Linked DNA regions of Homo sapiens: region 1 is linked to region 2. The links are chromatin contacts, found by Hi-C or POLR2A ChIA-PET in ENCODE. All regions are on one chromosome and are shown on one strand. The core of a region is the stretch at or near the end of the contact, and the rest is flanking DNA. Distances in the headings are between cores, read along the strand shown.

Region 1 (6,770 bases), core at 516-3,015, 510 kb after region 2:
GGTCTCTTCCTCATGCAGTGTAGGACCTTTGGAGTCACATGCCTAGGGGGTGACAAATCGCAGCCCTGGTTCTTATTGGCTCTGTGATCTTGAGTAGGTCACTTCGTTTCTCTAAGTCTCATTCCCTCTTTGTAAAGTGGAGCAAACAATACCAATCTCATAGGGCTACTGTGAGACTTCAACACCAAGGAGTATTTACGGGTTGTTATTATGTTTACTGAGTAAAATCACATGAGTTATTACTACAAATAAGTTGGAACATGTTTCACAGAGAAGGAATTTAAACTGGGTCGTTAAAGCTAAGAATTCTCCTATTTTAACACTAGCCAACATGCATTGAGCTCTTACCAGATGCTAGGTATTGTCAATTTTCCCTAAGCCGCATAACCATTGGTAATAATAATAATAGCTAATGATTATGTATATTATTGTATTTTCTATTTTTTAAAATAGAGACGAGGTCTCACTTCGCTGCCCAGGCTGGTCTCAAACTCCTGGACTAAAGCGATCCTTCCGTCTCAGCCTCCCAGAGGGCTGGGATTACAGGCATGAGCCTCCGTGCCTGGACTAGCTAATGATTATTAAACACTTTCTGTGTGTCAGACATGTGTCACGCTCTTTACATACCTTCTCCCATTTATTCCTCTCAACAACTGTCTCAGGAAGAGGCAAGTATTATCATTCCCATTTTACAGCTGGGAAAATGCAGGCATAAAGAAGCTAAGTAATTTGCCCAAGGTTTCACAACGCGGGTGGTATGACCTGCATCCTTCATTTGAAAGTAAGAACTTTCAGACACAAGCAGCTTGACTTCAGAGACTTTTACCTAAATAGTCTCATTTAACCTTCATAACACCCTGTGATGTAAGTTCTCTTACATTACTTGCATTTTATAGATGAAAATTCCAAAGACAAAATAGATGGCAGTAATTTGTTCAAGGCCACACAGCTGCGAAGTAGTTGAGTTGGGATTTGGATCCATGTCTGACTACAAAGCCCCCATTCTCAACACCACATTAGATTGTTCATGCCCCAAAGTATTCACAGTGGTACAGAGCACCCGCATTTATATGAGGATTATTTTGTAATAATGATTAACATTCTTCCAACACCTAGGAAGTGCCAAGCTCTGTACTAACTGATTTACATAATAATAGCTAACAATCGCTGTGCATTATTAGGAGCCAGGCCCTGAGCTAATCGTTTTAGGTGTATTATCTCATTGAAAGTTCACAAAACTCTGTGACATGGATGCCATTACTACCCTCATTTTATGGTTGAAGAGAACGAGGTTCAGAATTCTTCCAAAGTCACACAGCTTAGCTGTAAGCTGGAAATTAAAGCTACAACTGTCCAGTTCTCTCCTGCCTATCGGGCTGGTCACCTCTAGTCATTCTCTCTTCTTATTTCTTATTGTGTCTGCTTTGATCTTTCAGGGTCTGAGGCTCTCACTTCGACCCCTCAGTAGAACTGGGCCCCCTTCTGCTCGAGTGCCCTCCCATTGGGCGGTGCTGTTATCCGGAAGCCTATGGAAAAGGCCAGGATCGCAACAGGTCCCGCCCCCATGTGTCGCGCCCGTTCCGATTTGTTCCAGTGCCAGGGTCCGTTAGAAGATGACATATCTATTGGCTGAAGACGTCTGAAAGGCAGCAAACGGAGGGGGCCGCCCCCGGCGCTCGCGCGGTTCCTTCTGGGAATTGTGGTCTCAGACGTTCCATTCCCAGGGTGGCGCCGCTCGGACTCCGCGTCCCAGCATTCCCCGCACGAGCCCGGGAGCACTTCCGCCCTGTTGTGAAGTGGGTGTCTCGGTGGGTGAGTCCGGGTGGCGGGGCGGGGGCAGCTGAGACGCAGGCTCTGGGCTGGAGACTTAGGAGGTGGTGGTGACACAGGGGGCTGGGGAAGGTGAGAGGGGAGAAAGAAGCTTATATGTGGGGGTGGAGGGTGAGGGACGGTCAAAGGATGTAGAGGCCGGAGATGGGAAGGGTCATACAGGGGTCGGGGATGAGGAGGCGATAGAGGGCCCTGGGAATGAGGAGGGCCTTAGAAGGGTCTGAAGGTGAGGGGGTTGAGGGAGGTTTTGGAGGTGGGAGAGTCATAGAAAGGTCTGGAGACCACAGAGGAAAGGATAGAGGGTCTGGGGCCCTGGCAAGAAGTGAAGAGGGCCTGAGCTTGAAGCCCGACCTTAAAAATAGTGTTTCAATCTCTACCTTCCCATCTAGAACAAGCATATCTAATTTGTTACCTCCCTAATGATTGTTACCTCTGGAACCCAGTGGATGGGACTGGCTATTGTGTTCTGCCCCAAACCTGCACTTCTTTCCTTATGTCTTATGGAAGTCAGTGGCACGATCATCCCATTTACCTACCTACCTACCTACTTACCCACTGATTCCTCTTGCATTCTTCCACGTCCAAGGATCTTCCGATCTTTAATTTCTTTAATATCTTTTCAGTCGGCCTCTTTCTTGTAGGGTTTTCGCAGAAGCCTTTTCAGTTTCCCAGCATGAACACACACATTGCACCTAGTGTGATCTGTTTCACCTACAAATCTGATTATGCCTTCTGCTTGAAAACTTTCATTGGCACCCAGCACCTGTAAAGTCCAAACACCTTGTCCTTCATAAACTCCTTTTGCAGCCTAATCTTCATGCACCTCACACTCCAGGGCTGTCAAGGTTTTCCTCGTTTCCTGGGTAGGCCATTTGGTTTTCCATCATTATATATGCTGTTCTCTCAGCTTAGAATATTCTCTCCTTGCCCTTCACCTTCTTTGCCAAGAGAACTTCTTTAACTTAAAAAAATTTCAACTCTTACTTTGCTCAATTCCCTTAAGCAAATTAAGTCACCCCCAACCCTCAGCTCCCATAACTTCTCCTATTACCACATTTGATCATAATTATCTGTGAAGTGTGTGTCTCTTCCATTAGACTGTGAACATCTCCAGGACAGGAACAGTGTCTCAATCACCTCTGTTTCCCCATTGCCCAGTCTAGAGCAGTAAACACTTGATGTAAAGCAGTAAATACTTGATGTATGTATGTGTGAATGAAGACCATGCAGGGTAAGCTTTGCTATACCAGCCTTGAAGACTTCTATTGCCAGTGGATTTCCAGGGCAGGAGCTTTAGTCTTCCTCTGCCTGGCAAGGCTATCTGCTGGAAGCTGAAGCTGATTCATTGCCAATGGGAGTTTAAGCCAGGGGTGACAAATACATGGAATGTGTGCTGCCAGTGCCCCTTCCTGTGTCCCTGGCAGTCATGGCTAATTGGTTGGTTCTCAGCACATATTCACACTGTACTCAGAGCCCTCAGCACACTACTCTAGGCAGCCACTTCCAGTTGATTGAAGTTTCTGCTTTAAATGAAACCTATTTGCTCTCCCTGGCTTAAGCCCTTATGTGTGAGGTCAGGTCAGACTGCTTTAAGCCATAGCTTGGACTGTCAGCCAAATGGGCCTGACAGCCTTTAAGAGTTCCCAGTTTTTTCTCTTTGGAGGTCACAGACCAGTCTTGGCCTTTCCTGTGGAACTGGAGAGCATCTTCTCTTCCCTTTTCACTGAGTGGGCTCCTCATGACCACGTTCATACTTACTGCCCTAGGAGTCAAGATGCCCCTCAGCTTCCCTGTGTTTGTAAAGACATCTTGATTTTGATGGCAGTCAGCACTTATCCCTCATGACCTGGGAGGCTCTGTACTCTTTCTAGGTCTTTCTGGATATTGGAAGAGAGCTTTGAGATCACTTAGCTGAATCTAAGTGGCAAAGCGACAGCCCATGCTGAATGAAGTCCACCATCATGCTTTATTTAATCTCATAGTGTGTGAAAAAATTTTGAGTTGGTTACCAACATTTAAAAATCCAGAGTGCTAGTTTCTTTTGGAAAAATCAGCAGGCTTAGGAATATTCTGGGCATATGTTCCCCTGGCACTCTATAGTTGGCTGTAGTGCCCACCCAGTTCATTTCAGTCATTGACTCATTTACATTGCTAGGTCCTTATACCCATTTAAACTTGTAGCCACTGACTCTAGTCTCCCTTCTCCCTTGCTCTACCCCATCATACTAATTGGGGAACCTAGGGCAACTGCTGAGTAAGATCAGGCTGTAAGCTGCAGCCTAGCTAGGCAGCCACAGGGGCTACATAACTTGTCCAAAGTAACACAGCTGATTAGTGGCAGGAGTGGAACTAGAACCCCAGTCTGCTCACTCCTGCCTTAATGTTCTTTCCATTCTCCCGTACTGTCATCTTAAGAGTTTGGATGACTAGCACACATAGAGGAGGCTATAAGACATGGTTAAGAAAAATGATTGGAGAAAAGGGATCTCGGCTTAGACCCTAACTCTACCACTTGCTAGTTGTGTAACCTTAAGTGAATCTTCATAAACACTCAGTTTCCCTTTAGGTAATTGAGGATATAGTGCAGTCATACCTTATCAGATAATAATATTCTAAGGGTGAAAATCACTTTAGCCAAAAATCACAGTTAGTTTGAAAATCCTTTGGCAAGGAGCCGTTTCAGAAACTAACACGCTGCCTTTCAATAAATAAACTAATCAGCACAGCTGGGCTTTCTTGTTTGAACATTAGATGAGAATTCGCTTGTATTAGGGACTGTGCGGTATGAAAGACACTTTACTCACACTTAGTGGAAAGAGAGGCACGAGGGAATCAAGACCAACCTGGTGAATAGCGAAGTCCTAGGTGCCACCACCACATGCTTATTCTCGAACAGATAGTGAACGCAACTGGCTGCACTATTTAAATCATGCTCTTTCTCTCTTTCTTTTTTTTTTCTTCTTTTTCTGAGACAGAGTCGTGCTCTGTTGCCCAGGCTGGAGTGCAGTGGCACGATCTCAGCTCACTGCAACCTCCGCCTCCTGGGTTTAAGCAATTCTCCTGCCTCAGCCTCCCGAGTAGCTGGGATTACAGGTACGAGCCACCACGCTTGGCTATTTTTTTTTTTTTTTTGTATTTTTAGTAGAGACAGGGTTTCACCATGTTGGCCAGGCTGGTCTCGAACTCCTGACCTTGTGATCTCCCTGCCTCGGCCTCCCAAAGTGCTGGGATTACAGGCGTGAGCCACCGCGCCCGGCCCTCTTTCTCTCTTTCTGATCTTTGCAGTGGAAGTTACAGATCAGTGAAATGCAGCTCAACACCTAATGAGACTCCAGTTGCTGCCTGGAGGCTTCAGTGAGATTATGAATGTGGAACACAGCACTGTGCCTGGCACCTTGTGGGCACTCAGTAAAGGGGTACTCTTAGAAATTGCTGGTCCTAATGAGGCTCGATATTCCTGGTCATCTCGGAACTGAGGAATGCCCCGGTCCATTTTCCCTTGTTCACTTCTGTGTGAAGTCACCCGGCTGTTGGCCGACTCTGTTGGCCTCCCTCTCCCCACAATAGCCTGCTATCCATACTTCGGTCTAACTTCCTTAGAAAGTTACGGTTATGGTTCCTTAGAAAAAAAAGGTTATGGTGATATGTGGTCCCTGGGGCTTTCCGATTTCTATTTGAAACAAACCTTTGGGACTTTCAAGTCTTTCCAGGAGAAAATACCTATTATCTGAGACTCTGAGCTTTGGGCCTGGTGTGACTGCTAATTGCCTATTTTGTTGTAGTGTCCTGTTTGTGCAGGAACGCAAATGTCTTTGCTTGCTTATTGACTGTCTGTCTCACTAGACTGTAATTTTATTGAAGGTAGGGACTGTCAGTCCCAGCTACTGGTAGATCTGTAGCTTCCAAACAGGGTATAGCTGGTACTCTATAAATGATTGATGAATTGCTCCTTGTGTGAGAGGGTGACAGAAATGTGTTTGAACTCATGCATCAATAAGGTTGTGGTTCAAAAAGAAATTTCATGAAAGGCGAATTCTTTAGGTTCAAAAAGAAATTTCATGAAAGGCAAAATCTTTCTACATATGTGATCTCTCTGAGTGCTTATAGCAGTAATGTAGGTAGACAGAAATAGTTTAGTTTAATATAAATTATGGAATATCTGTATCCCATTAGGCTTTTGATACGCCAGGTTTATCATTTTAATACATGGTAATAAAACTTTTTAATGGCCCTGCTATTTATCAGATACTGGGTTGAGCACTGTGGATACAGAAATTAGTAACATACAATACTGATTCTAGTAATATAGTATAATGTGGGTGTCAGATATAGTAACAGGTAACTACAATAGTGTAGGATAATACCTATATTAGAGGTATGTACCAATTGCTTTGGTGATATAGGATCAGGGAGGCAATTCTTGGAGGGCAGGACATGAAAAGGGCATGTCAAGGAACTCCTATCAAAGGAGGTGACATTTGAGCTGGTGGTTGAAGGATGAGTAGGAAGCTGCCAGGTAGCCATGAGTTGTGCTTTAAGCCTCTTCCTAAGCATATGGAGGCCTTTAGGGCAAGACTTTAATTTTTATTACCCTTGTCTTGTTTCTCTTCAGTCCAGTCAGATTGCCCAAAATGAAAAATACCACCATCTCTCCATTCTCAATTCAGTTGTGTCATTCCCACTTGGAAGCAGCTAATGATCTCCTTTGAGTGGGCATTTTTTATGTCACCCAGACTTGTTGGGATGACACAGAGAGCTCATTTTTTCAAATAACCCAGCATGGGTGCCATCAGAGAGGCTGTAATCTCCTCTGGGACACACATAGATACGCACATCCTTCTCATACAATGTCTCATACAGTGTAGAAAGTGGTAAGTGTCACAGAGACATGGAAATAAAAGAGAAAGGAATTCCTTTTGGCATGAGCGCGAAGGTCATTT
Region 2 (6,420 bases), core at 874-3,373:
TCACACAACTTTTTACTAGCATTACGTTTACACACTGCAAGGACTCCCCAGCATCTTTTTGTCGCCAAAACATGACACACAAGAATAAAATTATCTGCCCAAGGTCACAGAACAGGTAATGGCTGTCTGACTCCCAACTACTTAAATGAGCCCCTCTTCCTGCGTGCAACCCCTTCATGGGATATACTGACAGTAACAATTAGACTTCTAAAGGCGGGGAGGGCGAGGAAGGTCTCCACTGAATGCTTCAGATAGCAAAATCTGGTGTATTATGTCTCTGCAGATATTGCATATTTTAATTTACTGCCCTTTAAAATTCAGCCTACATGGTGCATTAAAAAGACTGTCATCAAGAACTCAAGATCAAAGGGGTTCAGAAACACAATTTCTCCTATCACACCAACCTCTGGGCATTCTTCTCAGTGCCCCCATTGAGACTCTGGACAAAGAACATATCTGTCTACCCCTCACCCTACCCAAGGCAGCAAGGTAAGAACGACAGAGTGCCTCCCGATAGCGTGGCACAGAACACATAGTGCTCAGGGTACCCGAGAGCCTATTCCCCAGTCACCTCCATCCCAACTTTCAGCGGTGGTTGTCAGGGAGAACACGCCTTCTTCTGCAATGCTAAGTCTGTCCCTAGCCAAGTGGACACACCCCTCCGACGCGCTGCCCCCTCAGAATATTCTCATTCCCTCCTTGGCCAAATATCCCCTCCCCACTCTCATTAAGAGATACTCCCCACCTTGGCCGGGAGCGGTGGCTCACGCCTGTAATCCCAGCACTTTGGGAGGCCGAGGCAGGAGGATCACCTGAGGTCAGGAGTTCGAGACCAGCCTAGCCAACATGGTGAAACCCCATCTCTACTAAAAATACAAAGAAATTAGCCGGGTGTGGTGGCGGGCGCCTGTAATCCCAGCTACTCGGGAGGCTGAGGCAGGAGAATCGCTTGAACCTGAGAGGCGGAGGTTGCAGTGAGCCGAGATCGCGCCATTGCACTCCAGCCTGGGCGGCAGGGCGAGACTCCGTCTCCAAAAAAAAAAAGAAAAAAAAAAAAAGATACTGTCCTCACCTCCGGACAGAGGGCATTCCCCCAACAAAAAAACCGCCTCTCCCTGTCTCCTAACTTGGACAGCTCCCTTCCCCTCACCGAATGCTTAGCAGCCACCTCGAGCCCTGGGGCAGGGGGCGGGGTGTCGGGTGCGTTCACACCACTAGTCTGGGCTTGCCTGATGGTTACCACCCCGCCGAAGCTGCCGCCTTGCGGGTTTCCCTGCTTGGGACACCCACGCGGGGTCCCTGCTGCCCCCAGCCACGCCCCTCGGCTGCAGCCCGCCGCCACCCGCGCCACGCCCCCGCGCTCACCCGCAGTCCGGGGCCGGGCACCAGCGGCAGTCGGGGTCCGAGGCTAGGTAGCGGCGCAGCATGAACTCCTCGTACTTGTGCATAAGCGGCGGGTCGGCGAGCAGCAAGCGGATGTCGTGCGGGTTGAGTCGCTCGCTGCACTCGGGGCAGCTGATGGGCACCCTGCTCTCGCTTATCTCCAGGCGCAGGTAGTGGCGGAGGCAGTCCCGGCACGAGCGGTGCGGACAGCTGAGGAGGCGCGGGGCCCGCTCAGGCGGCAGCCGCACCAGGCACAGCGGACACTCCACCTCCTCCGCGCCCGGGCCACCGCCCTCCGCCGCCTCCTCATCGTCGAACCCAGGCTCCGCCGCCGCCGCCGCGGCCTCCGCCTCGGCCTCGGCGGCCGGCTCGGCGGGCAGCGCCTCGGGCGGCGGGCCCTGGGCCGCGGCAGGGGCCGGGGCGGGCGGCGGCTGCGCAGCCGGGGGCGGCGGCTCGGCCTGCGGCTTGGCCCGGGCGCGGCGGCCGCGGGCCGAGGCAGAGAAGACGCTGTGCAAGGTGAGGCGCCGGCGCCGGCCGCCGCTGCGGCACTTAGGGTCGGGTGCGGCCGCATGTAGCGATGTGGAGCGCGGCGACTCGGAGTCCTTCTCGGAGCCCATGGCCGGCAGAGGCCGAGGAGCCAGGGGCGCCCAGCGCCGCCACAGCTCCCGCCTCAGCGCCCCTCAGCCAGCGCCCGGCCGCCGCCGACGCCGCCACCACCGCCTCAACCGCCCTCCCGGCGATAGAAGCCGAGCGGCAACGACGAAGTGATTATAAAGCCTCCGCCCCGCGCGCCGCTGCCCTGCGCAGGCGCTTCGCTCAAACACCTCACAACCCTTGCGCCCCGGTCTAGGAGTGCGCTGGGCAGGGCCGAGCGGGGTGGGGCCGAGCGAGCTGGGGCGGAGCTCCGCCTCCTGCCGGTCAGGTGGTTCCAGGGCCGCCATGTTGCGGAGACTCTCAGAGATCCTAGCCCGCTGCTCTCCCTGGTCTCCGCCTCCAATTCCATCACCATGACACCCAAGGTGGACTTTTTGGTTTGCCGTTCCTCACAGGTTGATTGCCACTTCCAGTAAATGATGGTTCAGTTACATTATTTATAAAAAGCAGGCAGGGGTTGATCAGATGGTGACTCCCAACTGGTTCACCTTCCAACATTTCTGTTTATTAAGCAGACGGCATAAATTAATAAAGAATATATTCATTCACTGAGCTTCTACAAAGTGCGAGGCATTAGAAAATAAAACAGACAAGGTCCCCTATTGCAAGGGACTTCCAGAATAAAGTCCAAATTTCTTAGTCTAGCATTCAGTGTTCTCTATGTATTTAATAAACCCTATGTATATAATAGTCTATTTCTAGGCTCACTTACCATTCTATCCTCCTGGTATCTTGCTTACTTACCAAACTTGTGGAAGGAGACCCAGCGTTTTCTTGCCTGGCAGTGCCTTTGCCTTTCTTTTTCTAGTTCCCCATTCCTCTGACTGGGGGAGGATCTGGACCCTTAGGCTTCCTAGTGGGAGGCAGGCAAACAGCTTCAACAACAGGAATGTATCAGGATTACATTCAATTGCAAATAACAAAAGAAAAAAATAGCTTACGATTGAAATTTATTTATTTTTTTTCCTGAGACGGTTTTGCTCTGTCACCCAGGTTGGAGTGCAGTGGCGTGATCACAGCTCACTGAAGCCTCAACCTCCCAAGCTTAAGCGATCCTCCCACCCCAACCTCTGGAGTAGCTGGGAGCACAGGTGCGCCACCAGGCCTGCCTATTATTTTTATTTTTTTCATGGAGATGAAATCTCCCTGTGTTGCTCAGGCTGGTCTCGAGCTCCTGGGCTCAAGCGATCCTCCTGCCTTGGCCTCTCAAAGTGCTGGGATTACAGGCATGAGCCGCTGCACCTAGCCAGAAATTTCTCTCTTTCCATGAAATATAAGTCCAAAAGTAGGCAGTTCAGGGCTGTTCAGCCATCCTCAGTATTTGGCTTCCAGTGTTAAGGTCACCTCACTATGGTCCATATTCCAAACAGTGGGAAGGAAAAAGGGAAGAAAGATGCATCCTCTTCCTTTTAAGAAGACTGCCTTGGGGCTGGGCGCGGAGGCTCACGCCTGTAATCCCAGCACTTTGGGAGGCCCAGGCTGGCGGATCACGAGGTCAGGAGATGGAGACCATCCTGGCTAACACAGTGAAATCCCGTCTCTACTAAAAATATAAAAAATTAGCCGGGCGTGGTGGCGGGCGCCTGTAATCCCAGCAACTCGAGAGGCTGAGGCAGGAGAATGGCGTGAACCCAGGAGGCGGAGGTTGCAGTGAGCCGAGATCGCGCCGCTGCACTCCATCCTGGGCGACAGAGCGAGACTCTGTCTCAAAAAAAAAAAAAAAAGAAAAAGAAAAAGAAAGAAAGAAAAAAGGACTGCCTCGAAAGTCCCGCACATTTTTGCCAAAACATACTCACTCACATGGCCATACTCAGCTGCAAGGGAGCCTGGGAAACATTCTCTTAACTGGGTACAATGTGCCCAGCTAACAATGAGTGCTCTGTTATTAATAAGGAATGGTAAGATGGGCCAGGAGCTGTGGCTCGCACCTGTAATTACAACACTTTGGGAGACCTAGGCTGGTGAATCTCTTAAGCCCAGGAGTTTGAGACCAGCTTGAGCAACATGGCAAAACCCCATCTCTACAAAAAATACAAAAATTATCTGGGTGTGATGGAGTGTGCCTGTAGTCCCCGCTACTTGGGAGACTGAGGTGGGAGGAATGCTTGAGCCTGGGAGGTTGAGACTGCAGTGAGCCGTGATTATGCCACTGCACTCCAGCCTGGGTGACACAAAAAGACATCGTCTCAAAAGGTGGAAACCAGCTGTGATATTTTAAACCAGGTCTCCAGAACTTCAAACTTTTGACATAAAACAAGAAGGGGAGCCAACAAAGAAAACTGAAAAGCGGGGGCCAGTGACATAAAAGAAAAACTAAGCAGGCATGATGTCACAGACACCAACATAGTATGTTCCCAGAAGGGAGTGGTCAATTGTGACAAATGCTGCTGAGAAATCAAGAAAGATAAGAACAGAGATGTGACCACTGGATTTGGCAACACCAAAGAGTCCTAAAGGAGGGGGAGAGTTTAATCCTCAAATAGGAAGGAGGTTTGATGCTGGATGGCTAAAACAACAATTAATGTCTATATTTATCTGGCAGAATAGGCTAGACTTGGCTATGGTAACAAACAAGCCAAATTTCTCAATGGCATAACACACAACAATGGTATATCTTTTCCACTCATGCAACGCTGGCTGTGGGTTAAGGCACTCTCCAGAGTAGCTCTCCTCAACTCTCCTGGGTAACTCAGAGATCCAGACTACTTCTCTCTTGGGCTCCACTATCTCAATGCAAAGCTTTCAGTATTGCCTCAAAAAGAGAGCTGGAGGCCAGGCACGGTGGCTCATGCCTGTAATCCTAGCACTTTGGGAGGCCGAGGCAGGTGGATCACCTGAGGTCAGGAGTTCGAGACCAGCCTGGCCAACATGGTGAAACCCCATCTCTAAAAATACAAAAGTTAGCGGGGTGTGGTGGGGCGCCTGTAATCCCTGCTATTCAGGAGGCTGAGGCAGGAGAATCGCTTGAACCCAGGAGGTAGAGGTTGCAGTGAGCGGAGATTACACCACTGCACTCCAGCCTGGGCGAGAGAGCAAGACTCTGTGTCAAAAACAAACAAACAAACAAAAAAACTGCAAGGGAGGCTGGGAAATGTAGGAAGAAACCATAAGCCATTTAGTAAGCAGTAGTATCATCTCTGCCACAGTTTCCTATAGTCATCTTTGACTCTGTTCTCAGTGCCCAACGTCCTAATCAACTGCAGAGCCCCCTTAGAGGAGGTATATGCTTATGGTGGGAATGGAGGGTAGGAGAGACGGCTGCCTTGTTCCTTGGGTCAGATTGTGCTAAAAGATATGGGGACCCCCAATTCCAGGTAGACCCAGATGCCTTTTAGATGCTTCTCCTTGTGCAGCTGACAGAAACGGCTGTCAGAATCCCAGCTTGCTGGAAGGCTCAACACTACCAAATGTCTGCTTGTCTTGGCTCTGGCTTCCAAACAAATTCAGCCTCAGTTCAAAGCTGCCAGTGCTTTGGGGAAAATAACTTCTCTTAAATGCCACTAGACTTTGCAGTGGCCCCAACTTGATTGTGTTTTCTTCTCTCCTGAGACTATCACCCTTGAATAAAGGGACTAAAGCAATTCCTCCCACGTTTCCTTATGTGTCTCTTCTTGATAGAAACTGAGTAGTGACTCAGAGATGGCATGAGGGAGAAAAAGATTCTCACTCATCTGTACACTCATTCAGTAAAGATTTATTATACTTACTTGTGCTAGCCTCTTTGCTAGCTACCAGGGTCATGGAGATGAAAAACATAATCTACTGGGGGTTACAGACAAGATGGCAGATCACTGAGATACCAAGTGATGAGGACATATACAAAAAAGCTATGACAGACCAACAGAAGGCATGGCAGGCTCTGCTTAGGGTGGTCAGGGATGGCTTTCCTGAGGAGGAGCCCTTTCAGCTGGATCTCAAATGATGAATATGAGTTGACAAAGTCATAAGAAGGGGGAAGGACATTCCAAGCTTGGGGAGCAGGGAGGAAAGGCATAGTGTGTATAAACACAGGATAAGTCTGAGGAAGTATGAGCAGCAGGGTTGACAGGAGAAGAGAATGTTTGAAAGGACATGAGTGAGAAATGAAAATGGAAAGGTTCTGGCCAGGCATGGTGGCTCACGCTGTAATCCCAGCACTTTGGGAGGCTGAGGTGGGCAGATTGCTTGAGGTCGGGAGGTTCGAGACCAGCCTGGCCAACATGCAGAAACCCTGTCTCTACTAAAAATACAAAAATTAGCCAGGCATGGTGGCACTCACCTGTAGTCCCAGCTACTCGGGAAGCCAAGGCACGAGAATCACTTGAACCTGGGAGGCAGAAGTTGCAGTGAGCCAAGATCATGTCACTGTACTGTAAGCCTGGGCCACAGTGTGAGACTGCTTCT

Evidence for each region. A loop is a pair of places that touch in the nucleus more often than their neighbours do. ChIA-PET counts read pairs that join two places held with the same protein, here RNA polymerase II (POLR2A). Pooled maps may share reads with other maps.
Region 1: a pooled map shows a loop between it and region 2 (7-fold over the local background). The contact joins the promoter of ZSCAN20 here to the promoter of RNF19B in region 2. A Hi-C loop is called at or near these places in 1 of 37 single-sample maps with no recorded cell type and 7 of 50 pooled maps. POLR2A ChIA-PET finds 5 or more read pairs at or near these places in 3 of 52 experiments (CD8-positive, alpha-beta memory T cell, activated B cell and activated naive CD4-positive, alpha-beta T cell).

The regions. Positions count from the first base shown.
Region 1 is chr1:33,470,880-33,477,649 of GRCh38, forward strand. ZSCAN20 (zinc finger and SCAN domain containing 20) reads left to right here and starts at 1,766. Exons shown (of 8, transcript NM_001377376.1): 1 at 1,766-1,812. RefSeq lists a silencer at 1-23.
Region 2 is chr1:32,962,686-32,969,105 of GRCh38, forward strand. RNF19B (ring finger protein 19B) reads right to left here and starts at 2,124. Exons shown (of 9, transcript NM_001300826.2): 1 at 1,366-2,124. The coding sequence starts at 2,000. RefSeq lists silencers at 1,269-1,478, 1,839-2,408 and an enhancer at 1,719-2,223.